Linked DNA regions of Mus musculus: all the other regions are linked to region 5. The links are chromatin loops, found by intact Hi-C in ENCODE. Cell type or tissue: left cerebral cortex. All regions are shown on one strand.

Region 1 (5,000 bases), 140 kb before region 5:
CATCTGTTGTCATACATGATTGTCTACATTGTGACAAGCTGGGAACCTTACAGACTTTCTTTCATTTAATTAAAAATTCACACACAAAATCATTTTAGGGCACAGCGATGCCTTTAATCCTAGCACTCAGTGGGGGAGAGAAGCAGGTAGGTCTATTTGAGTTCAAGGCCAGCCTGATCTACATAGCAAGTTCCATGCCAGCTGGGGCTACATCCCCTTCCTCCACCCTGTACCTCAATCCTGTGCTTACATCCAGGAAGCCAGAAAGTTCAGTTTGTAGCAGGTCTTTCAGTTCTTTCTTGCTCAGCTTATATTTGTCCCCTTCCTTGCCCGAATGGGCATGGAACACATTGATGAGGGTCTCCATGGCACTCTCCAGCTCAGAGCCCATTTCAGCAGCACACCTACCCATTCCCACAAAGATGGAAGTGAATTATAAACCAGATTCAGGACATCTGTGGTCTGGGTAAGGGAAATCTTCAGCCCTGGCCCTGGATTCGCTCAAATAGCTGCGAGATGAACCTCATTGTACTTTATCTTTCATTCAGATTTTGCAGTGTAGGAGAAACCCTAGCACTAAATCTGGTCCAGCGTTTTGGGTCCCTCTATCATTTCCCCGTCAGAGGGAGTCAGGGATAGGCATGGAGATGAAGCAATAGGAACTGGACTGTCTTCAGAAGCCTGCAAAAGACATCTGCAGTGGCTGACTCAAGGCTGGGGAGCGGGAGGGGAGACATGGGTGGACACAGGACCAGGCAGGCTTCGAGCTCTAGTTTTACCTTCCAGGCCTGTCACAGTTAAGCTTTGTTGTTGCTACTAAGTGGGCTACGATCTCCTCTGCCTACCCCAGGAAGAAGTCTGATACCTTTGGTGAGCTGATGGGGGGTCAGTGAGGAAGAGGTGTCTTACTGTTCCCAAGCTTCCTGTCAGCAAGCATGGCTCTTCCTCTTAAGATACCGAGGATTCAGCCCAGGTCCCTTTGGCTACATCTCCATCTTTTTGTGCTTGGGATTTATTTATTTATAGCAGGGTCACACTCTGTAGCCTGTGCTGTCCTGGAATTAGCTCAAGCAGATCCTTAGCTTCTGGGCAGTCGTGTCTCTGTGTGCTGAGATTACTGGTCTGAGTTCCCCCTCTCTCTTCAGCATGCCATTTTGGCTTCTTTGGGGGACGGGGGTGGGGGGGGCGGTATGGCGGTATTCTTAACATGACTGCCTGTTCTAGTCCTTTTCTCTGCAAAATCATCCCTTTCCATCAGGTAGGTAGAAGGAAGGGAGAAGAGATGTCTGAGGCTTTTCCTTGGAGACGAGCTTTGTAGGTGTTCTTCCTGATGCTGTCCATTGCTGCCACGGGCCAGCGTTGGTTCGGTAGCTCCAGTGGGAGCAGGCTAGGGCTGGTTTGTGTTTGATAAAGGGCTGAATGTATGAGGTCATTTGAGCTCAAGGGCTGGGCGAGAGTGGGAGAATGGAGAAGTCTATTGAGAAGAGACTACTAAACTGGGGTGGGGTGGGGGGCTCGATCTTTCGGCCCTGGGAGGGTCATGCCTTCCACAGCCTCAGGGGTTGCTCATGTGTCTCAGCTCAGGTGTCCTCATCCTTCTTCACCACTGAGTATTCTGGACAATGGGTCCTGATTAGATGACATGCCAGCTCTTCAGTGGAGCCCTTGTGACTGTCACCTGAACTCCAGTCACAAGAAGCAGTTGTTACAGAGACAGTGGGAGAGAGAATTCAAGCCAGGCTGATCAAAGGGATAAGAGGGTGCTCAAGGGAGGAATTTGGGCGGCTCGGTTACCATTCTCATCTATGAGGGGCATCTGGAGGTTGCCTGGAACCCTCTAGCAGCTTGGAATTTTATGTAGGGGAGGATCTGGGCTTGGAGCAGTGGGAAACAAAGAGGGAAAAATTAGGGGAGAGAGGAGAGGGGGTCAAGGCTGAGAAAGAAGGGCTAGAGAGGAGGTCTGTGAGGCAGAGATGGGACAGTGCACACCGCCACAGACCCCCTTCTTTAAGAAAGATACCACATGACGTAAGCTCCACTGCTAGGAGCCTTCCCTGGCTCTTGAGAAGGCAGAGAGTGAGGGTGGAGAAGGGGCAGGGACAGCTTTTCTTATTCTTACCCTGAAGGAGCAGGGCTGTATCTCCTCCCTGCCCACACCTAGAGACTGGCGTCCCTGGCAGGAGACACAGGATTCTGTGTAGGAAGACCTGGTAGCCTGGAAGCTGGGTGGCGCCCTCATTCACCACACGCTCCCAGCTCTCTGACCTTCACTCACCTCCTCTCACTACTTTCCAAACTTCATCATCCCTAGTTCCCGAACTGCTCTTTCCCTTGACCGACTCCTCCCGGACACCACAGTATCCTTTTCCAGGGCTCTTGGGGTCCTTCTGAAGTTCCCTTTCTTCCAGGCTGGCTAAGCCAGAGAGACCTATCCTAAGCAGGGTAGGATACTCACGGTTGGCCTCGGCCTGACGTCGGAACAGATTCTCGACAGAAGGGCACGCTGCAAATGTGGCCACTGGACCGGTGTGAGGAGACCTGTCTTTTAGTCGTCTTTCCCTACCGACCTCCTCCCCAACGGCTCCACCCCTTCACAAACGACACCCAAAGGGCTAAGGGCCAGGAGTGGACAGAGGCGCCCTCTGTCTCCCAGGAGGGAAGGGGCTGTCCTGTGTTTCTTTCCGTTCTTGCTTGCACCACCTCCCTGAGCCTAGCGGGAAGTAGGTGGAAGGGAAGGAGGTCGAGGGAAGGGTGCTATGGTGCTGGGTGCTGCGGTGCGGGCTGAGCAGGGAAAGGGAAGGATTCTGCCCAGGAGTGCTTAGCCTGTGCGCCTCCGACAGGGGCTTCTGTCTCGGAACTCAGTGAAGAATTTCAATAGGAGTTCCACTATGGGACCCTTAGTCTGGGGCTCTCCGAGTGCCTTTGGATCTCTTTGCCTTCTCAGAAGGGGATTTTTCAGTGCTGAATCCCCCAAGTATATTTTGTTTGCTTTTCTTTTTAATCTTTTTCAAGCAGCAGTAGCAGTCCCTCTAACACAGACTCCCAAGTAGCCCTCATAATTGGGAGGGATGAGACCCTGTGGTCCTTCCTGATCAGGCTGTGTCCCAGTCGCGTGGCGCTGTGTTGGGATGGCTAGTGACAGCAGGGGCGGTCCCCTCAGCGGAGGCGGAAACTTGACACTTCAGACTTGGGAGTGGCTCTCGCCTTGCCTGGTGCTTATAAACTTCAGCCTCAGGGCTCCAGATCGGTTAGCTGCATCCCACCTTCTTTCCCGGTGAGTTACTTTTCCTGACTGCAGAGAACCTGGAGACCTTCCTTTCTTTATCAGCTCCCGGGTCCCTCCTTCCAAGCGGGTTCAGGCAGAGATTCAGGAAGTGACTTTAGGAGAGCAGGCAACGGTCCCCGGAGGAGTATGTGGGTGGGTGGACAGACAGAAATGAGGGGACGAGTGGGCATGTTTCTTCCCTTCCTGGACCCCCGAAGGCCCTGGTGTCCAGGCCAAACACTTTGTGGGTTGTGGATGTGAGGAGTTTGAAGAGTCCCTTTCTAGATCTTGTCAGTCATGGACAGTAGCAGGGAAGGTCGGTGGGTTCTTGTGCTGAGCAGACTCTGACCTCCATAGCCAGAGGTAGGGAGGGTATGGGGCAGAGAAGATGGATCTGGCCCAATTGAGCCAGCCCTGACCTCAATTGGGCCTTTGCCAGCTCTAGGCTTCTCTACTAGGAGCCTTAGCCAGGATGTGGGGAGGGTGGAGACTCCAGTCTCAATACAAATCAACATTGGAGACAAACAACCTCCTGACCTTCAGGCAGGGAGTGACAGAGAGAAAGGACCATTAGAACAGAGCCCCTACATGGGATGTTAGCACATTCAGAGGACTCCAAAGGAAGACTGTCACAGATAGAGTGGTTGTCCCATGGAAGGATCACTACAGAGCCATCCCTAAGACAGACACTCCAAAAGGGCACTCAGATAGAGATGATTTCTGATGCGAACCTCAACTGCAATACTGTTGGAACAGACAGTATTGTCATTACCCTTCCAGGCAGCCACTTCACCCATTCTTGGATCCTTGATTCCCCTGGTCTGTTTCTTTCCTGTCAGGTCAATCTGTGTGGACATCAGCTCCTGCTTTGGTATACTGATGGCAGCAGAGACTCTGACTGAACTGGAGGCGGCCATTGAGACTGTGGTCTCTACTTTCTTCACCTTTGCAGGGCGGGAAGGACGCAAAGGCAGCCTGAACATCAATGAATTTAAGGAACTGGCCACTCAGCAACTGCCTCATTTGCTCAAGGTTGGTAGAGGGCTCTAGGTCTGGGCTCTAGGTCTAAGATTTTCTATGCACGCCAGGTGATGACACTGAACAGGTAATGTGACAGAAAACAGTGTGAGTGACTGCATGTTTAGGTGGTTCTGTGAGGTAGGTGCCTCAGGTAGGTGGTGTGTGTGTGTGTGTGTGTGTGTGTGTGTGTGTATGAGCAAACATTCTGTGTTGTTGCAGTTGGGAACAGGCTGTTGTTGGGCTCTGTGCTTCTGTTGAACAATGCTGTTAAGTCCTGCCTATGTCTCTCTGGTCTCATTTTCTCAACATAAAACTGGACCCAGACTTGAATTCTCGAAGATTTACAGACAGTAAAAACTGAAAGGAGGCTTAACAAAAATAAAACTATAAGCCAGGCATGGTGGTGCATGTCGTACGCCTGTGATCCCAGCACTCAGGAAGTTGAGGCAGAAGGATCAGGTTTTGAAGCCAGGTTAGGGAGACTCTTTCTCAACAAACAATACATAAAGGTATAGTGAGCTATACTTTTGGTATACTCAGGCCTGTAAGGAACACCTATGACTACTTTCTACTCCCTGTGGTATCCCCTTAGTAAGGGAATCATTCCACAGATATGTGTGTGGAGGGGTTTAACTTACTGACTCTAAGTTTACATCCTATTCTAGTCTGCTAGCAGTTTATTTTACATCCTTTATGAAAATTCACAGGCATGTAA
Region 2 (5,000 bases), 160 kb before region 5:
GGATGGTTGTTTTGCCTGCATATATATCTGCATCATATGTGTGTGTGTGCTGGGCCAAAAGGCCAGACAAGGGCATTGGGTTCCCCTGGAGCTGGAGTTAGAGGCTGCTGTGAGTCACCATGTGGGCGCTAAGCACTGGACGCCATCTGGAAGAATCACCAGTGTTCTTAACCATTGAGCCATCCCTCTAGCCCTTAAAATATGTAGTCTAAACAAAAAAAAAAATCGCAAAAGCTTAGGACTCTTAGCTGTCAAGGCTCTGCCTTGACCTTGGATCCTCGCTATCTGGCATGCTCTCCTTGGGTAGCAATGAAGGCAACAGTTGCGAAACTTGTTAATAGGAGTTAACCTAAACATTATAGAGTGTAAGATGATCCTGGAAAGGTTATTACCTTCTGAGAGGAACTGTGGTGAAGCAGAGGGGGAGAAATAGGAGTATACTTTCTCACTAAATCTGGTGTTTTCTCAATTTTCTACCACACGATGCCTAATTTACTTAGTATTCTTTGGGGGAAATATATAGAGGCTTGAGCCCGGCACTCTGACACATGCCTATTATAATCCCAGCATTCAGGAGGCTAAGGCAAGAGGACATGTTTGAGGCCAGCCGGGACTACATACTGAGATCTTGTCTCAAGATTAACAAAACCCAAAAGGTAGAGGCTCTTTCTTGGATGGACAAGCTGTGATGGAGGTTCTTTAGGAAATAGTCCTGCCGTACGCATGTTTCTTGAGGCGGCTACATGAATGAGTACATAGTGCAAAAAAAATCAAAGGTCTACAGAGACTTTCCTGGAATCTTCTCGTGTCTACCAGACAAAGCCGTTGGAGAATTGTACTTGTATACTCAGGTCACGGGCCCGTGCTTATTTGCTTGGAGAACCAGGAGGGTAAACTCCTGAATCCAGCATAGCTCTCCTGCGAGCTGTTTCCTTGGCCACGCTGTGGTTTAACCGCCTTAGTCGTTCCTGTAAGACAGGAAGATGGGGAATCTAATGACTGCTGTAAAAGGTTTTAACTGAGTCCCCTCTGCCCCTGTCCCCAGACTGTTTTTTCTCTGTGTAGCCCTGGAACTTGCTCTGTAGACCAGGATGGCCTCAAACTCAGAAATTTGCCTGCTTATATGTCCAGCTGGCTTTGGCTCTTTTCAAGCCAGCCCTTTACGTTAAAATGGACTTGTAAATGACAGCCACTAGAAGTTAAGAATTAGAAGTTAAGAATTGGCACTTGTCTAGTTTGAGGCCTAGTAATGGGGTGAGGGGAATATGGGCCTTTATTATCAGATTAGTTAACACCACTCTTTTCCCCCATAGTTGCTTCACAGTGTTGAAGACATAAAGCAGGATAAACAAGAAGAAATTTTTTTGAAAGAGGGTCATGCTATGTAGCCCTAGCTGATTTGATAGTCCAGGCTCTGCTCAAAGTTCAAGCCATCCTTCTTGCCTTAGCCTACCAAATGCTGAAACTACAGCATGTACCACCATGCACTGCTGGGATTATTATTATTATTACTATTTTATTATTTTACCTGTGCATTCTGTAAAATATTGTTGACCAAGACAACTCGTCGCCTGGCATTAAGCAGCTTCTTAACATAGGGGTCCAGATCCAGGGCCACTTTCTGATCCTCATTGATCCGGCACAGTTCTGGGAAGAGGAAATGGGCAACCAACATCTAATGGCTCATTTTTTGTTCTTAGGGAATGGAAGAGAGGAATGGGATGAAAAATACTCTTGCAGTCTTGTGTGGGCCACAGACACCTTCCCTTCTTCCATTCTGTCCTAAAATATCCCCAGAAATTGGAGTCCTTGGGTAGTTCTGATATTGAGAAGCAAGTGACAGAAACTTAGCCTAAAACCTGGGGAAACAAAGTTCCCGAAAGTGAGATCAGGGATTCTAGGTATCCTGGCTGCTCACTCACCTGTAGCTAGGTTGTCAATTTGTTCCCGGAGCTCTACTTGGCTTTCTCTGCAAAGTGGTACAAAAGTCTACAACGGTCAGTGACTGGGACGCGGGAAACGAATTCTACTTATTCCCCAAATACTGAGACAAGCCAACCTCAACTTCAAGGCCTCACCCAGGCCCTTCCGCCTATTTACCCAGTCTCAACATCAGTGTCTCAAGAATGTATCTAGTATTTCTTCGGGGCCCCGCCCCTACAAAGCCAGTTCCCTAGGCCCCGCCCCCAGCAACCCGGTCCTGCACCTGACCGCGTGCACGTGAGAGTCGAGCTGCTGCACCGCGGGTCGCAGGAACTCCAGGAGCCCCTCGGCAAAGAGGTCGCGGCCTGTGGGCCCCGCCACTGGGGTCCCGGCCCCTGACACAGCAGCGGAACCAGCCGCGGCCATCGCGAACTGCCCTGACGCCCTCAGCCTGCCGCGAGGGTCGCCGGGAACTCCAGACCGCCGCTGTGCACCGCGAGAGGGCGCTTAGATATACAGCCCAGACGGCAGTGGGATAGCTGGGAAATGGAGTCCTCAGTGAGCCCCGGCAAGCGGGCCGGGACCAGAGCCTCTTCTTCCATGGGCCTGTAGGGGGCGGATCTAGACTTCTGGAGATAGATTGCCCTGTAACTATGTAAACCAGGCTGATCTTTTCTTTCTTTCTTTCTTTCTTTCTTTCTTTCTTTCTTTCTTTCTTTCTTTCTTTCTTTCTTTCTTTCTTTCTTTCTTTCTTTCTTTCTTTTCTTTCTTCCTTCCTTCCTTCCTTCCTTCCTTTCTTTCTTTCCTTTCTCTCTCTCTTTCCTCCTCCTCCTCCTCTTCTACTTCTTCTTCCTCTTCTTCCTCTTCCTTCTTTCCTTTTTAAAAAAGATTTATCATATGTAAGTACATTGTAGCTGTCTTCAGACTCGCCAGAAGAGGGCATCAGATCTCATTACAGCTGGTTGTGAGCCACCATGTGGTTGTTGGGATTTGAAGGTTGCTGTGTTTTGAACTCAGGAGCAGTTAGTACTCCTAACCGCTGAGCCATCTAAGTGCTATTGTCCATAGCCTTCTCCATGGGAATTGATGAGAAAGCCATGTAATATTCATGTTAAGGGTTCTTTCTTTTCTCTCTCTTCCTCTCTCCCACTCCCTCTTTTTTTTTTTTTTTTTTTTTTTTTGCCCTCTCCCCATCTATCTCCCTCTCCCTCTTTCTTGCAGACAGGATTTCTTTGTGTGGCCCTGGCTGTCCTGGAACTCACTCTGGCTGCCCTTGAACTCCAGTGCTGGGATTAAAGGTGTATCCCACCACTGCCCTCGAGTTTTATTTCTAAAGATTTGCTATTTTTGTTAGAGAAAGTCCTGCCGTGTTACCAAGGCTAGCCTTGAGCTCACAAGCTCTGTTTTTTTTTTTCCATTTTTTATTAGGTATTTAGCTCATTTACATTTCCAATGCTATACCAAAAGTCCCCCATAGCCACCCACCCCCACTCCCCTACCCACCCACTCCCCCTTTTTGGCCCTGGCGTTCCCCTGTACTGGGGCATATAAAGTTTGTTTGTCCAATGGGCCTCTCTTTCCAGTGATGGCCGACTAGGCCATCTTTTGATACATATGCAGCTAGAGTCAAGAGCTCCGGGGTACTGGTTAGTTCATAATGTTGTTCCACCTATAGGGTTGCAGATCCCTTTAGCTCCTTGGCTACTTTCTCTAGCTCCTCCATTGGGAGCCCTGTGATCTATCCATTAGCTGACTGTGAGCATCCACTTCTGTGTTTGCTAGGCCCCGGCATAGTCTCACAAGAGACAGCTACATCTGGGTCCTTTCGATAAAATCTTGCTAGTGTATGCAATGGTGTCAGCGTTTGGATGCTGATTATGGGGTGGATCCCTGGATATGGCAGTCTCTACATGGTCCAACCTTTCATCTCAGCTCCAAACTTTGTCTCTGTAACTCCTTCCATGGGTGTTTTGTTCCCAATTCTAAGGAGGGGCATAGTGTACAAGCTCTGTTTTAAGTCTTTCAAGTGCTGGAGTTACAGGTCTGTGCCACCATGACAGGATTTAAAGTTAAGGGTTTTTTGTTTTGCTGAAATTTTTGAGGGGGGCTTGAAACCAGGGCCTTGTGATTGCTAGACAAATGTTCTGCTGAGCTATAGTCCTACTGTACCTTCCCTCTACCCCCACCTCACTTTTTGAGATAAGGTTTCACTAAATTGCCAGATTGGACTTGAATTTGCTTTGTAGTACACACAGGCCTTGACTATGTATGTGATCCTCCTGCCTCAGGTTCAGGCTTATACCAGCTTTAGCTTCTAAAGTTGTTTTTGATTTGTTTTTCAGTTTTATTTTGTGTGTGTTCATGTGTGTGTGGAAACCTTTGCCATGGCATATGGGTAGAGGTCAGAGAACAATTTGTGAGAGGTCAATTCTCTCCTTCCATCATGTGGGTCCCCAGCATTGAACCTTCAGGTTTGGCAGTAGGCCCCTTAACTTTCAGAGCCATTTTGCTGGCTCTACCTTTTTGCTTTGTTTTGTTTTTTGGTGTGTATATGCAGGTGTGAGGAAAGGTATGTACATATTAGGTTCCTAGGGAGATCAGAGGAGTTGGTTACAGGCAGTTGTAAGCTGCTGACAAGGGTACATGGAACCAAACCAGGTCTCTGAAAAAGCATCATGTCCTAAGCCATTGCTTCAGCTCTCTGACAGATTGCTGTAAAAATCACTACTTGAAAACTAGGTGCAGGTGTGTGTGTGCCTGCGTGTGAGAGTGCTCAGAGACAAAAAATCCCCTGGGGCTTTGAAGACAGGAGTGTTGGATTCCCTAGAGCTGGAGTTAACAGGAGCTTCCTGATATGGGAACCCATCTGGAGACCTCTGCAAGAGCAGTAAGTACTCTTAAATCACTGAACCATCTCTTTAGCTTTTTCTCACCCAAGAATATTCTTAATGGCATCAAATATGCACAAAATTGTATATGCCTTAAAGATAAATGGATTTAAGAGTGAAACCCAGATATAGACTAGGACAGGGATGGCTAGGGTACTGGTTAGTTCATAATGTTGTTCCACCTATAGG
Region 3 (5,000 bases), 220 kb before region 5:
CCTTTGTCTTTCAGCTGCTCTGATGGAAGGATCAGAGACAGTCAGTCACCTACTGACTGTTTACCCTCTGAGCTCTGGTGCTAGAATACCAGGCTCAATACTTGACAGTCAAAGTGGTCACAGTTAAGTTCCAGATGTAACTGGAAAGTGGTGGTGCACACCTTTAATACCAGTGCTTGGGAGGCAAGCGGATCTCTGAGTTAGAGGCCTGGTCTACAGAGTGAGTTCCAGGATATCCAGGGCTACACGGAGAAACCCTGTCTTAGAAAGGAAGGAAGGAAGGAAGAGGAAGAGAGAGAGAGAGAGAGAGAGAGAGAGAGAGAGAGAGAAGTTTCAGACTAGACAAACTACTAGATACTATCTGAAAAATAAAACAGAGCTGCAGAGAGGCTCAGCAGATAAAGAGCTTTGCTGTAGAAACATAGTGACCCAAGTTCAATTTGCAGAACCTGCAAGAAATTGAAGGAGAGAACAACCCCATAAAGATAATTCTCAGACCTCTACATACATTTCAGAATGTGCACACCACATACATATGTCACTCACACACACACAAAGTTTTAATTGAAACAGGAAAAAAATGTAGCTGGGTAGGACAAGGTGACACAGTGGTCATGAGCCTACAATCATCTTGCCTCAGTCTCTTTGGAGTGTTGGGATTACAAACCTGTGCCTGGGCCACCGTGCCTGGCTTAGAAGTACTGTTTACATTTCTAATTATGCCTTCTTGATTAGAAGAAGAAAAAGGAGGAGGAGGAGCAGGAAGAACAGAAATAGCAAACTTGTCTAAATGCTTATAGAATTATACAATGAAAACATAACTCACTTTCCAGCCAGCCAGACGTCTGCTGGCAGATAAACCACACAGTTGCTATAAGACCAGTTTGGTTCAAGTTCACTGCTTTCTTTTGAGACAGGGTCTCTGTAGTCCTGGCTGTCCTAAAGCTTGCTATGTAAACCAGGCTGGCCTTGAACTCAGAGATACTCCTCTGCCTCTAGTGCAGGCCCATAAAGTTTCTTTTTGTGTGTATGTGCCATCATCTTGCGATCTACTGTATCTTCTTCTTCTGCCTTTTGTTTCTGATGGCAAGATCTAGCTAATGATGCCCCAGCTAGCCTAGAACTCTCTACACACTCACCATTCATCCTCATTCATATTCTCAGTCTATCTCTCTCTTTCTCCCTGACTCAACCTTCCAAGTGCTAGGATTACAGATGGGAACCACCACGCAAGGCAATCTCACATTTTTTCAACTCTGAGTTTACCTGCCTACTCTGGCATGTGATAAAGGACTGTGACATAGTGTCAGGGAAACAGCCTGTGAGTGAGGGGACAGGGCCTGTTCATTTCCTCCCCCTATCCTTGGGTAACCATGGAACTGAATGCTTTAGGCTTTACAAACAGTTCAACAATCATGCCTCCGTCTGTCCTACATCCTAAGTACGTCTTCCTGTGTGTAAGTTGTGGAAGTGGCTACACAGATCATCTCTAGTTAGTCAAGCACAGGGTGAGACCAAGCAAAGAAAAGGAAGGGACAAGCCTCCTCACTCATGTTCTGTGTCTGCCTGTCGTTGTTTTGTTTTGTTTTGTTTTGTTTTGTTTTCTGAGGCTGGGTTTCTCTCTGTAGCCCTGGCTGTCCTGGAGCTCTCTTTGTAGACCAGGCTGGCCTCAAACTCACAGAGATCCACTTGCCTCTGCCTCCCGTACCTCTCCTTCGTGTGTGTATGTACTCTCTGGTACTAAGGAAAGCAGTCCCCTATATACTGGCTCACCCCACTGCTATGACTGATATTACCAAACTAGATACTACTTACTTGTAAGTCTTCACTCACTCTATAAATGCTCGGTTAAAATCACTGACAAGTGTCTGTATCCACACACAGTCAATGATACCATCTAAGAAGAGGGGCCAAGTCTGTAGGAAGTTGCCAATCCTCAGACACCTGCCTGTAAACACATATATACTTTTCAACTTAACACTCTCAAATAGGGTGGATATTTTAGATAGCTATTGGTGTGTATGTGGGAAGAAATGAAAATAACTTTGGTCAGTACTGATGCTACATCCCTTCTGTAACCAACACCCCTCACACCCATTTTCTTAATAGCGGCAGCTGTTACTAGGGCAACCTGTCCAGGAAATTGACCCACACTTCTTCCTCCAGAAGCAGGAAGCAAGAGCAATGTTTCTGCCTTACAAAAAAAAAATAATAATAATAATAAATAAATAAAATAAACTTGAAGGCCTTTTCTCCCCACCCCCACCCCATATGCGATCCAGCATCCCTCCTCAACCCAATTCCTTACTCCCTTCCCCACCCCCCACACCTACCTCCTCTAACTCATCCTTGGCATCCAAACTGGTTGAAAGTAGCAGCCTCCCCCCTCCTGGGGCTCCTGCTCCCGCTCCTCCTCCTCCACCTCCCGCTGCTCCTGATGCAGCAGCTGCTACGGTCCCCTTTCCCTTCTGTAACTCCATGGCTGCAGCCAAGAGACCAGAAGAGGTCAAGGGAGTAGACGGGTGTTAAGTCCTAGAAATGGAGAACTCTGGCTTGCCAAGGACGAGGAGCAAGAGGAACAAGTGGGAGGGAGGCCGACAGGCCTGGCTTTCCGCACTCTTGCCTCCTCTCCTGCGGAGGGGGAAGGCGCGGGTTCTCTAGATGCTCCCTCAGGAGTGGCCGGGCTGGGGCAAAGCTTTTGCGCAGAAGTATGGTAGACTAAGGGTCTTGTGTCCTGCAGGGAGATAGGCAAGGCTGCCACCCTTGCAGAAGTGGAGGGGGAAACCCTCTGGCTTCTTATCCTGAAAGGAGGGGAAACCCTAAGTTTCTGCCTCTCGAGGCGTGGGAAGGAGTCCTGGCCCTGAATTGGGAGTGGGAAACCTTCCCGGCGGGATTGGGAAACGCGGTTCCTTGGAATCCGGCCCCTAGCGGGTGAGGATGCAGCAGGAGCGCTATGGGAGGACCAGCTTCTCCCCACACCACACAGAGGCGGCCATGGTGGAAGGGCGGGGGAGGCTGAGAGTGCCCGAGCGGGCAGAGTCGTCGCCGGCGCCGGAAGTGAGCAGTCGCGGTCCCGGGCGTCCGCCAATAGCGGCTTCCGCGGTGGCGCCAGGTCTCTAAGGAGTAAGCCGACGACGGCGGACTGGCCTTTTCCCGGGCTGCCAATTGTAGGGAGAAGAATTGAGTCTGGTCTGACGGGCAACAAGTGTGCCCAATCGCATCCTTCCTCTGCATCTGGAGGCGGGACGGGAGGTACGGAGTGGGTGCTACTGCTGGGCGATCCGGAAAAAGCCGGGCTGCGCCTGCGCGCGCCAACACGCATGCGCGACGTTTCCCTCTTGCTCCACTCCCTACAGGTGTTCGGAACGTTGTCCTTGGGTAGTAGGCTGGGAGGATGGAAACCTAGCCCATAAGTGTCTATTCAGGAAAAGGAGCTGCCGAGTCCCAACCCCTACGCAGTCGCGTAGCAAACGCCCTCAGGGTCTGAAGCTACTTCCTGAACTAAAAATGCTACACGCGGCCGATTGTATGAGCTCTTGGGTGTGCAATTATTAGTAACAATTTGAAAACAAAAAAAGTGCATTGATTCTCTAGTGCAAACCAAATAGTTAGAATCGTACCAGCACTCGCTTTAACACAGTTTACTAAGTGATGGGACCTCGTCTTTTGAGACTCTGGGACTGACAAATGTCACTGAAGCCTATTGTATTTACACACACACAATCCATTGAGAGTTGTGGTTTGTTGTGATCATAGTAGGGCTTGATTGTATGAGAGTTCTTTTACCGTGCGTCTCTCAACAGAACTTTTCATTTTTAGGCGTATGAGCCTATTGCTGTCCACAGCTCTAAGGTGGGTGTGGTAATATATGCCTGCCATCCTAATACGTGGGAAGCTGGCCCATCAAATTCATGTTCCCCTTCCGTCCCCCATTTGTAGATATAGGCCTATTTTCCTGCACTATCCATTTTCAAGGCCAGTGGGCAGGTAAATTGTTAACAATGTCCTTGGAAGAATTCCAAGTTCCATAGCTACTGTTTTGGGAGTGAAGCACTCTTGAACCCAAGCTGGCCTCACTTTTGTGGCATTCTTTCTGCCTCCCAGGGACTTCTGTATCCTAATTACAAATAAAATAAGACCCGGACTGGCCGATCTCCAAATACACTTCTGGCATTCTACAATCCTCCTGAGTAAGCTTTGAATAACTTCTAGGTAAAGGACTGATTCAGCCTCGGAACTACAAACAAGTCATTACAATAGCTTAATATAACCGGGACACATGTATTGGATGGAAAGAAGAAAAAGAAAGGGCCGGGCGTGGTGGTGCACGCCTTTAATCCCAGCACTCGGGAGGCAGAGGCAGGTGGATTTCTCAGTTCGAGGCCAGCCTGGTCTACAAAGTGAGTTCCAGGACAGCCAGGGCTACACAGAGAAACCCTGTCTCAAAAAAACAAAAAAAAAAAAAAAAAAAGAAAAAAGAAAAGAAGGAAGGAAAAAAGATGTATAATACTGAATATTCTTTCCATTTTTTTTTTTTTTTTGAAGTGTACTGGGTTTGTTTGTGGTACTGATGATTGAACTCAGGAATTCAAAATAGGTAAATGCCCTGCCAGGGAACTTCCATGTGCTTTTTTTAATTTTAAAAATTCATTTATTGTTTTTTGAGACACTTGTTCCTATGTAGGTAAGGATGACTTTCCTGATCCTCTCAAGAGTTAGGACTGCATGTGTGCACCACCACAATTGTGCTTTATAGCATCTTTAAATAAGCACTGTATAGTGTAGTGGGGGCTGGCGCTGGGGTGCTTGCCTTCCATCTGCAAAGCTGCATTCACTCAGGAAGTGGTGGCGCACGCCTTTAATCCCAGCACTTGGGAGGCAGAGGCAGGCAGATTTCTGAGTTCGAGGTCAGCCTGGTCCACAGAGTGAGTTCCAGGACAGCCAGGGCTACACAGAGTAGCCCTGTCTTGAAAAAAAAACAATAATAATAATAATAATAG
Region 4 (5,000 bases), 240 kb before region 5:
AATGACATGTGCCTATACAATTATGTGAATGCATTTTGAATTTTTTTTAGAGAGATTTTTATTTTATGTGTATCAGTTTTTGCCCACATGTATATATGTGCACAACATACCTACAGAGGCCAGAGGAGAGTGCTAGGTCCCCTGAAACTGGAATTCTATATGGCTGTGAGCCACCATGTAGGTGCTGAGAACCAAATCCGGGTCCTCTGTGAGAACGGCACCTGTTCTTAACTACTGAACTCTGATCTGATATTTCTTTTAACTAACTTTTCCTATGTAGTCAGTGTCCTCATAGCTTAGAGTTAGAATATCTTTCTTGGGAGAAACTATAGTAAATAATTCGTAACCACCCAAGTAAACACAACAATTACTTCTGGGGGAGGTGAGATTCATGTAACAGTGGACACACAATAGCAGCTGTCTGTTGTACAACAATGTAAGCTGGAACGGACCAGAAAAGCCCTGCGGATGGTGGCATTATATCTGACATTTCTAGGAGCAGGGGGTATTCCACTCCGGTTCCCTGTCCTTTGCTCCTGAGCTGTCCAGGGATGATGAAAATACCACATCTGAACCACCTGCACCCCTAACAAGGTATCTCTGGCCCAGAAGCATAAAGGCCACACGGACACCACATCTTGGCATCACTTCCTCATACTGTTTGTCCTGTTCCCTTACCCGTTCCCGAAGCAAGGAGATGCAGAAGTCAACTTCCTTCTGCCGAAGGGTCTGGAGCTGGGCAGTCCCATGGTGGTCCACAATAAGTCGGAGGTACGTGTACACAGCCATGGCAATGAGGATGCTGCTCTTCAGCACCCACTCCCTGCAGGAAGGGAAGACACTGCACAGACTGCTTGCCTAGACCTCCTCACCCTCATACTGCTGTGATGACACACACTGAGAACGGCTTCTGGCTTCTGAGGGTTTCACTCTGGCTGTTATACCCGACTATGAGTTGACTAACAGGTAAAGGTAACTAATTTCCCTCACCAGACAGATGCCTCACTAAGGTAGGTACCAAATGAAATCAGCCTCCTATAACATAAATACATTCACAGCTACCAATAAAGTAGCTGTGCTTGTTAACTCATTCAACCGCCAGAGCATATCATAGCTGAAGCGGTGTATGTTAGGCTTGGGAGAGAGGTAAGCTCCATTTTTCCTGCTGAGCTATGGAAAGTGTTTTCGGTCAGTAGTTCTCTTAAGTATGATGCAAAGACCTCTGGGGATTTCTAGGACCTTTCCAGGCCCTGGAGTTCTTAGAACACATTGTGCTGTGCTGTGCCTCTACCAGGTTTATTACGACAGCCCCCAAACCACAAACCTTTCCCAGGTTCTAACCATTCACCCCACCCTCAGATAATTAGTTGCCTGCCCTAACCCAAAATCGGGGAGGATTTGGGGGTGTAGGGGAGACATCTGATTTTAGATGGCAAAGCCCATTTCCCCAGTTTCAGAATTTCCGTGGAAAACAGAGTGATAAAAACATTATCTGTTTCCCGCTGCTTCAAAAGGGACAAAGGTAAAGGCTCAGTGGGGAGGGTCTAAGTGCCAAGTCGGCTGTAATTGCTTTGACACCCCTGCTGAAAGGCAGGGAGCTAGAGGAAGAGTTTAATTAATATAACCAGGCAACTTCCTGATTCAGGAAAAGTAATCAAGCTACTTAATTAACTAAAAGGCCAAGGCCTCTTCTTTTCTTCTTTCTTTTTCTTTTGTGTATGTGTGAGCTGTTTTTTGAAACGAGAGTCTTGCTATATAGCCCAGACTAGACTTGAATTCAGAGTAATTCCCCTGCCTCAGCCTCCCAAATGCTAGGATTATATGCATGCACTACTAGGCCCAGTACTGTCCTTTTGTTTTCACAAAATGGAAATGCTAGCCAAGGACATGCACTTCCTTTTACCCCACATCCCTGAAATACTGGGAGAGGTTAGGAAAACAGGGTGGTAAGCAGAACACAGGCTTCAGTGCCAAGGTGTTCCCTTTCACCCAACGTGTGAAGGCTCAGGCAGCCATGCGGCTGCTGTGTGACCCTGCATGGGAAATTCAGCTACAACAGAATCTGACACGAGGGACATTATGAGAAAAATCACTTTGGAGGAAGGTCACTAGCAGAGGCACAAATGTGCCATGAGGATGGCACAATGAAGAGGAGAAGCAGATGAAAGGGAGAGCCTCTCACCAAAGACAGCAGAGAAACACAGAGACCAAGAGAAAGAAGCAGAGGCCAAGTAAGAAACTCCTAGGAAGTCCCACTGCTAGTGTGATGACCAGCCCCAGGGCAGCTGCATAACTGGATCCAGGCCACGAGGTGGCACTACAGAGCAGGGCTGGGCAGAACATAGCTCTCGATTATGAAGAAACCATCCTTTTAATCTGAAATGAATATGAATTTTAGGCCTCTCAGTCATTTGGCTACTTGTTGTCTTTACTCAGAAAGAGTCACTAAAAGAAGTGATGCAGAAACTGGGACCCTATTAGCATCAAGGGGAAGCCACAAGCAAATTTACATACTAGAAGGGCCCTCACACAGCCCTTCACTTTGTTGGAGAACAGGAGCCAGAAGTTCAAATGTGGCCCCATGTCACTTTATAGCAGGATTCTCTGCTCCCTAGTCACCTACATTGGCCCTGTGACATTCCAAAAAAGAGCATGTGCTGGCCTGAGGCTGGGAGGGAGGAGCGTATGGTACCTGCCAGGCTCGTGTGGTTGGCTGGCCCCTCTGCTGAGCTCATTTCCCTCTCAGTCCCCCCAAACATAAACATTCCAAGGAGGTCTGGGTCAAAAATAAACCCTTATCAGATGAGACCAGATTTTCTGGGCTCTGAGATATTTTAGCAAGCGCCTTCTTTCCCATTCCTCCATCTTTTGACCTTAGTTCTCCATCTGCCACCATCAGGCCTGCCACACCTTCCCCTGGCCTCAGAGTGCTCTGAGCCACCAGCCTTTCTTTCCCATGTCCCATACTCACACCCCTCACAGCCCCACCCTTCATGGGAGACTCTACCTCTGCTCCGTCAGGATATCCAGGACACTTTCTGCCAACCAGATATTTTTGGCTGTAACATCGCCACCTGATTTCAAGGGGTGGGAGGGGGAAGAATCAGAATACAGTAGCTCTAATTAGCAACTCAGCTAATCGAATAAATCTCTTCAGTCATCCCGATGGTCCACTCTCCCACCACTATTGCCCTGAATGCTAGAATAAACCGTTCTCTCTTTTAGGATGTAAACATTTTCCCTTTGCCTTGAGAGAGAAAGAATGTTCTAGAACTGCTGCCCTCCCCCCCAAACCAGAGAGGATGATATTGTTCTATCCACCAGAACTGCAGAGGTAATGCTTTGTCCTTGAAAAGTGATGACTGAGAAAAACAGACCTTAGACGCCCCAGCTGAAAAGGCGGTATCTGAACCAGGGCCTAAAAGATGCAGGCAGCTGAGAGCAGCTGCAGTCTACTGTCTGAGAGTCAGGGTGGGATTCAGCATTCTGACAGGCTAAGGGATATCTATACACCAGCCTTTGGATCTTGCCACTGAAATCCCTGGAGCAGAATTAAAATGCAGTGTTGCCAGATAAAAATATTGGAATGAGAAATGGGGCTGAGAGTGTCAAACAGTTAAGAAAGTGCCAAGAAAGAATAAAAATAAATACTCAGCACACCAAGGCTACACATTGCTCTGGATCTCAGTGAAAAACAAGGTTAGTGTTCACCTAGTTGCATCACAAAGATTAGGGCCATACATGTGACGCAGTGACATCAGTGTAAAGAGAAAATCCTGAAGAAAATGCACAGCACAGCCAGGTGCCAAGGCAGGTAAGAAGCTGTCGCAGGAGGACTGTGGGTGTAAGGCCAGCATGGGCTACATAGCAGGACTTGTTTTATTTAAAAAGAAAAGGGGGGTGGGGGGGAGGGAGGAGCTGGACACGGCATACTCCAGAGGTGGAGTGCTTGCCCAAACTCACGAGAACTTAGGTACAGTTCTTATCGCCACAGGAAACAGAACCCAGACGCTGATGGTGAAGCAGAGCCACAGAGTTGGCCTCATTTTTATCTATTATTATTAATACTTTGCTTTGTTTCTTGTTTTAATCAGGAAAACAAAATGCAAACAATCTCAAAGCAGGAGAGGTGGCCTGAGCAGACTTTTCTCATATTCAGTATTTCAGAAAGATGTCACGGATTCGAAGATTAGAAAAACCCTAAATGTCAGGGACTATTCCGTGACACTGTCCCTCAGACTAGCTCCAAAATGCCAAAATCACTAGCGACCCAGTGTTTAGAACAGGGGCAGAGTCGGGGAAAGCAGAAAGGCAGAGAGCAAATGGCTTCACTCGATTCTCTCTGCACCCCCTTCCTGATCTAGCATGCTGCTCAACTCGAGAGAGATGAGTGGCTAACACAGACCAAACCTGGTCAGCTCTTAAGTTAGCAGGAAAGAAACCAAGGCAAGACTCACTAATCCAAAGACCCCTGTGATTTTCTGATCCATTTTCTTCTGCAACATATGTGGCCAGGAGACATCTACACTAGGGTCCAAACCGTATCACTTGAGTTCCTCACGGGTACTCAGCCCTTGCTTAGACTTATCTCTGGGCTCCTTCCCTTTCTTCTAGTGCTCTAGCTAGCAAGCTTACCTGCAATCTGCTTCATAAATGTCATGCAAACGCCATCAGCTCCCAGAACTCCACTCTTTACTAGTTCCCGAACCAACCACACCAACTAAAGGAGAGAAAAAGACATTCAGAGCAGAGATGTGAATTTGGAAAAGGAGCCAACTCAATTGTGCACAGTTTAGATGCACAGTAACAGAGCTGCCTCCCCAGCCTCTCTTTAGAAGGTTCACCTCCAGCCTACACCTCTGAGCTGTTTTCTTTTCTTGTTTGGAGCTGGAGCTTGAATCTAGGCCTTGTGTGTGCTAGGCACATGCTCTAGTGACCCTCCAGTGCCCCCTCTTTGCTTTTGGCCTCACCTGAGTACGGCAGGTATCTTGCAGCTTCAA
Region 5 (5,000 bases):
ATGAGAACCACCTGTTTGGTAGATTTTATTGATGAGATGATTTAGGTTCTTAATATTTAATTTTGGGTTCTTAATTATCTTAGATATAATCTCAATGTCTCTTCACTATTTGGTTATTCCTTTGCTAGGCAGAGGCCTCTAGATTCCAGACGATCTCATTTCTGACTTCTTGCTGTTATTTTCTGAGCTATGAGAGTCCCTTTGAGAATGTTCTTGCCTAGTGTTTCTTCCATGTGTTCCTCCTGCAGCTTCAAGGTTTCAAGTTTTACATTAATGTCTTTGGCTCATTTTATAACTGACTGTTAGAAAAGATAAGAGATAGGGACCTATCTGAATATATAAATTGCTTTTGGTAGGATGGCCATTTTCACAATCATCCTACTATAAATCCATGAGGGTGAGAGGTCTTTCCATCCCCTGATATCTTTTTCAAATTTTCTTTGGTGTTTTAAACTTTTCATTGTACAGGTCTTTCATTTTCCTGGCTAATTTTTCTTCAAGATATTTTTGAGGCCATTAGTATTTAGAATTATTATAGAAATGTGTGAGCCAGGCATGGTGGTGCACGCCTTTAATCCCAGCACTCAAAAGGCAGAGGCAGGCGTATTTCTGAGTTCCAGGCCAGCCTGGTCTACAGAGTGAGTTCCAGGACAGCCAGGGCTATACAGAGAAACCCTATCTTGAAAAACAAACAAACAAACAAACAAACAAATGTGTGTATTAATTTCTGTCGTTTTGTTAATTTTATGGTCTTTTCTATCCTAGCATTGTTTATTTGTGTTTATTCTTCTCTCCATACTGAAGTATTCCTTCTGGAAGCCTCTGTAGAACTGGTTTAGGAGTCATAGGTTCCTTTAATTTGTTTTTATCGTGAATTATTTTTACTTTTCTTCAATTTTAAGATATTAGACTTTTTATATTGCAGCTCCAATACCCTCTCTCATTCTGTGTTTCTAATGTTTAAAATATAATACAGCATGAAAATTTTATTTTTTTGGTCTTATCTATTTGGTGTTCTATAGACTTCTCCTGAATAGACAGCTCTCACTCCAGGTTTGGGAACTTTTATGATTTTTTTTTTCATTTTGAAAGGGTCTATATTTTATTACTGGACAAACATCCTAATTTAAGACACGAAAAGTCTCTAGGTAGGACTGATTGATGACAATTCAGTATAAATCCTCAGTCTTGCCATTGTGTGAATCCTTACAGACCCAGCTCCGTTCTCCTCCAGTGTCTTCTCTTAGAGTTGTACCTGATTTTGTTACCAGTTTTCATCTGGATCTACTGAGGAATAGGGCGATTTTGTTTTTGTTTCTTGGCCAGGAATCGTTTGATTCAGAAAGTCTTGTGAGAAGACATGGCGAGAAACCGAATCAAGAATAGCGCACACGATGGCGGAGGAATGGAGAAGAGAAAGGCCAGGACTGGAAGAACGCGATTAGAAGTCCTTCTTTTATGATTTACTGAACATATTTTCTATGTCTTTGCTATGGCAATCTCCTTCTATGCCTCAGAGGTGAGATTTTTCTATGGTGTTCTCCAAATCTCTCTCTCTCTCTCTCTCTCTCTCTCTCTCTCTCTCTCTCTCTCTCTCTCTCTCTCTCCATATATAGGCACTATGTGTATATATACACACATAGTGCCTGGGGAGTCCCTGGGGCTGGTATATGGTGAGTTCCAGAGTAGGGAAAGGGGCCAGAAGCAGGTGGTGGTCCCTGAAAGCAGCCTTAAGCGTGTGCGATCTTAGAGGATGGGGCCAGGAAGGAAGTGCAGGTAGCATAACCTGGTGTCTGAATCACTTTTGGTGCAGAGAGAGTCCCTGGAGGAGGTGGGTTGTGATCAGGGAGGGAGACAGGCCAGGGGGAGGTGAATAGAGTCCCTGGGGGAAGTGAGGTGTGATCATAAAGAGAGAGGCCAGGAGGAGGTGCAGAGAGTCCCTGGAGGAGGTGGGTTGTGACCAGGGAGGGAGACAAGTCAGGAAGAGGTGCTGGCATCTGGCAAGCAGCTAGTTATTGGATCTTCATTCCACATGTGATAACTAGAGGTGAAATACAAAATACTATAGAGTATTTGTATAAATACTGAAAGTGTTAATTACATGATTTACCTGTGCATCTAAATTATAGACATTACAGTGGTGAATATTTTCTTTCTTTTTGAGTATTTTCTTAATTATTGCTTAAAACCGTTAGCTAGTCTATTTCTTGAGATAAATTACCAGTGAATGATGGACAAATCAAAGATATTTAATAAAGTTTTTTAGGGTTCTAGCTTGGCATTTCCAAATAGTTGAGAAAATTGAGCCATATTTTTAGCATAGAAAGACAATAGGGGTTTGATAAGCCACTTGTCTGTTGAGGAAATTGTGTCGTTAGAGGAATGCAAACTGGAAAAGGTACTAGGTTAAGTATTTGCTATTATTAAGTGTGTCTTTATGCTATGGTTGTTGTGGTGCTGGGACTGAGCCCTGGGACTCTAGTACACTTACTCTGTACCTTCAATTTCTGGGGAACTTTCTGGGATGCAGAGAAGACTCTCAATCAGTTGCTTGATCTTTGGCGCCACCTTCTGGGAGATACACTCATCAGCCTGCGCGGTCCTGTGTGCTACTTGGGCTGAGATGGTCAGACAGAAGCTGCCACTGAGAGAAGGCTTGTACTGGGGTGAGATGAAGAAGGAGAGTTAATTTTCCCTTCATAGTTAAGTGGCATTTGTGTAGAGACCAGATGTACAGGTCTGGACTAAGAGTTATGGTCTACTAAGAGTTAGTTCTAGGTTGCAGTTCGTTATTTCCTAATGGTCTAAACTGATCCTAGCACTGTGTGTGTGTGTGTGTGTGTGTGTGTGTGTGTGTGTGTGTGTGTGAGAGAGAGAGAGAGAGAGAGAGAGAGTAGGTCTTGACCTCCACACACCATCCAGTCTACTAAAGCAATATCTTAGCTCTTTAAACTTAGAAAGTCAAGGTTCCGCATTGGCTAGGTGCACAGAGCCTTTACCTTTCATGTGTTTGCTACCCAGAGCTTTGCCCTTTTAAGCATGCATGTGTACCATGTCAACTCCATGTCTAGAGCAGGCCGTACTGTTCCATCCCTCCAAGCCTTTGCTTGCACAGTCCCCTCTGCCAAGAGCTACTCTATTCTCCAGAGCAACTCAACATTTATTTTCAAGACACTGCTCAAATAACACCTCCCTAAGTTGTCTTCCCCAATTATTTTTTTCTGGGAGGAGGTGGCCCTTGATGGGTACCCTGATTGTCCTATACTTGCCTAGGGCACATGGTGTCCATGTATAACTGTCAGCCCTGTTCTTCAACCCCATCCTGTGAGCAAGCTGGCCAAGTGTCTTATTCATGTTGCCTAGTAGAGGGCCTGACATGCTGAAAATACTCATGAAATATTTGTTGATTGAGTGGATGAATGTGATTCATTACTGTGGACTTCAGAGGTTCACTAATTGAGGGAGGGTGTCCAAGGAAGCTGTTTTTAAGGATGTCCCTGGGGCTAGGAGGTGGGGTGGGATGGTGAGCTCTGATTGGAGGCAGTGGATGTATAATGAAGCCTTGGTGATTCTTAGGTTTTTCAGGTCCTGGAGGTGGGTCCCTAAAGCCAGGAGTATGACGATGTCATTCCAGGAATGCAGTTAAGGTTTGGTCCTGCTGTAGAAGAACCCGTGGAAAGCCACTCACTGGCTGTCATAAATGGGTGGGCAGGGAATGGGCAGGATGTCTAGCATGGTAGAAGTTCCCCTCCTCAGAAGTCTGCCTTTTGTCTGATTTCCAGGATTGTACAGAGGCCAGGCTGTGGATGCTGAGCAGCCCTGCACCAAGAGCAACAGGTCAGTGTCTCCTTCAAGACGATCTCAGGGGGTGGTATGGGCTGTGCTGGGTATGTGCAGCTCTTAGAGAACAGAGACCCTTAGCTTGTATGTTATGGAGAACATGCACAGTATGAACAAGTGCTCCAACAACAGAACTGTGGCCTCAAAGTGGTTTAAAATCCCAGAGGACAAGCGTGTCTTTGGGCTTGTCCACAAATACAAGAATTCAAGGCCAATTCTAGGTGTAGCAGCTGTGTAATTTTGGTAAATTCCCTAGCCTCTTTGGATTTCATTGTCCCTCCAGGAGAATAGGGTCATGATGATCAACTCCTCAGGGTCCTGTGAGGATTAAATGGGATGAGGTTTGATACTTTGCCTATCATCTATCTGGTCCAGAAGAAGCGGAATGTATGGTTGATATGATTGTTGTTTGCACAGGGTTTAGGGAAGGCTGTTACTTCCTATCACCTCTATGGAGTGAGTGGCCATGGGCATCAGATGGACAGTGCATAGAGTTGTGAGTAGGCCACAGGATAGGGCTCACAAGAGCATAGACTTATGCTGGGGTGTGTGTGTCAACGCCTAGAGAAGATAACATGTCAGTGGTGGGGACAAAGGTGCCAATGGCTGTGCTGTCTGTCTGTATATTCCAGTGAGAAAACGCACGAACAGCACAATGCCCAGTCTGATTCTCCTGCGCAGTATAATTACCTTAATGTTCTGCTGGTCCCATCAAGTAGTTTATTGTAGGGGAAGGGATCTTGCCTCTTTGAGGATTTCCACATCGTCATTGTACACAACCAAAACAGTGCCTTGCTTCAAACCATCTTTAGTTTGTTCAGATCTTGACTATTAGCAACGAGGAGACCACTCCTGGACCCAGGAAGGCCCTCAGTTCCAGTGAAGGGACTCACTCTTAGTTCAGGCAGGAAAGCTTGTTGCGGGCAGAGCTACTGAACCAAATTCACATGGGACCAGCAGGGGTCCAAGGAGGCCTCTTTCTGATGCAGCACAGGGAAGTGGGTGGGTGGGTGGGCGCGCGGGGTGGGGGGAGATGTCTCCAGGAGGAAGAATCCCTCCAGTTAGCAGACCTGATTCTTCTTCCTCCTTACAGACTCTCCGCTGTCCCAGAGCCTCCTCCTCTGCTCTGCAGATCTGCCTGTACCCTGAAGGGTCCATCA

Evidence for each region. Hi-C counts contacts between places; a loop is a spot of excess contacts. Peaks named below come from ENCODE experiments on the same cell type or tissue, not always from the same donor. Only the 100,000 strongest peaks of a DNase experiment are listed, where the experiment ranks them.
Region 1: it touches region 5 in a loop (3.0-fold over the local background); 9 of 42 quality-filtered maps call a loop at or near these places.
Region 2: it touches region 5 in a loop (10-fold over the local background); 11 of 42 quality-filtered maps call a loop at or near these places.
Region 3: it touches region 5 in a loop (3-fold over the local background); 2 of 42 quality-filtered maps call a loop at or near these places.
Region 4: it touches region 5 in a loop (4-fold over the local background); 10 of 42 quality-filtered maps call a loop at or near these places.

The regions. Positions count from the first base shown.
Region 1 is chr3:90,511,746-90,516,745 of GRCm38, forward strand. S100a1 (S100 calcium binding protein A1) reads right to left here and starts at 2,585. Exons shown (of 3, transcript NM_011309.3): 1 at 2,456-2,585; 2 at 251-404. The coding sequence starts at 391. It overlaps S100a13 (S100 calcium binding protein A13), which reads left to right and starts at 2,690. Exons shown (of 4, transcript NM_009113.5): 1 at 2,690-2,720; 2 at 3,013-3,274; 3 at 4,105-4,297. The coding sequence starts at 4,145. In left cerebral cortex, a CTCF peak has its summit at 2,697; DNase peaks (open chromatin) are centred at 711, 2,166, 2,644 and 3,176; H3K4me3 peaks cover 2,347 bases; H3K27ac peaks cover 2,427 bases.
Region 2 is chr3:90,488,626-90,493,625 of GRCm38, forward strand. It overlaps Snapin (SNAP-associated protein), which reads right to left and starts at 2,388. Exons shown (of 4, transcript NM_133854.3): 1 at 2,207-2,388; 2 at 1,923-1,969; 3 at 1,529-1,647; 4 at 1-968. The coding sequence starts at 2,349. The coding sequence ends at 867. In left cerebral cortex, CTCF peaks have their summits at 2,405, 2,605 and 2,879 (motif pointing right); DNase peaks (open chromatin) are centred at 2,440 and 2,876; H3K4me3 peaks cover 1,158 bases; H3K27ac peaks cover 955 bases.
Region 3 is chr3:90,430,471-90,435,470 of GRCm38, forward strand. Ints3 (integrator complex subunit 3) reads right to left here and starts at 3,166. Exons shown (of 30, transcript NM_145540.3): 1 at 2,334-3,166. The coding sequence starts at 2,480. In left cerebral cortex, no CTCF peak of the experiment used is centred here; DNase peaks (open chromatin) are centred at 2,444, 2,641, 3,195 and 4,113; H3K4me3 peaks cover 2,683 bases; H3K27ac peaks cover 1,488 bases.
Region 4 is chr3:90,410,523-90,415,522 of GRCm38, forward strand. Ints3 (integrator complex subunit 3) reads right to left here. Exons shown (of 30, transcript NM_145540.3): 4 at 4,971-5,000; 5 at 4,636-4,720; 6 at 3,008-3,074; 7 at 679-823. Among named protein-coding and RNA genes, the nearest start is that of Ints3, 21 kb to the right of the region's middle. In left cerebral cortex, a CTCF peak has its summit at 2,308 (motif pointing right); DNase peaks (open chromatin) are centred at 2,308 and 3,624.
Region 5 is chr3:90,650,505-90,655,504 of GRCm38, forward strand. It overlaps S100a7a (S100 calcium binding protein A7A), which reads left to right and starts at 3,798. Exons shown (of 3, transcript NM_199422.1): 1 at 3,798-3,837; 2 at 4,934-5,000. It also overlaps the pseudogene Gm19739. In left cerebral cortex, a CTCF peak has its summit at 2,575 (motif pointing left); a DNase peak (open chromatin) is centred at 2,568; H3K27ac peaks cover 346 bases.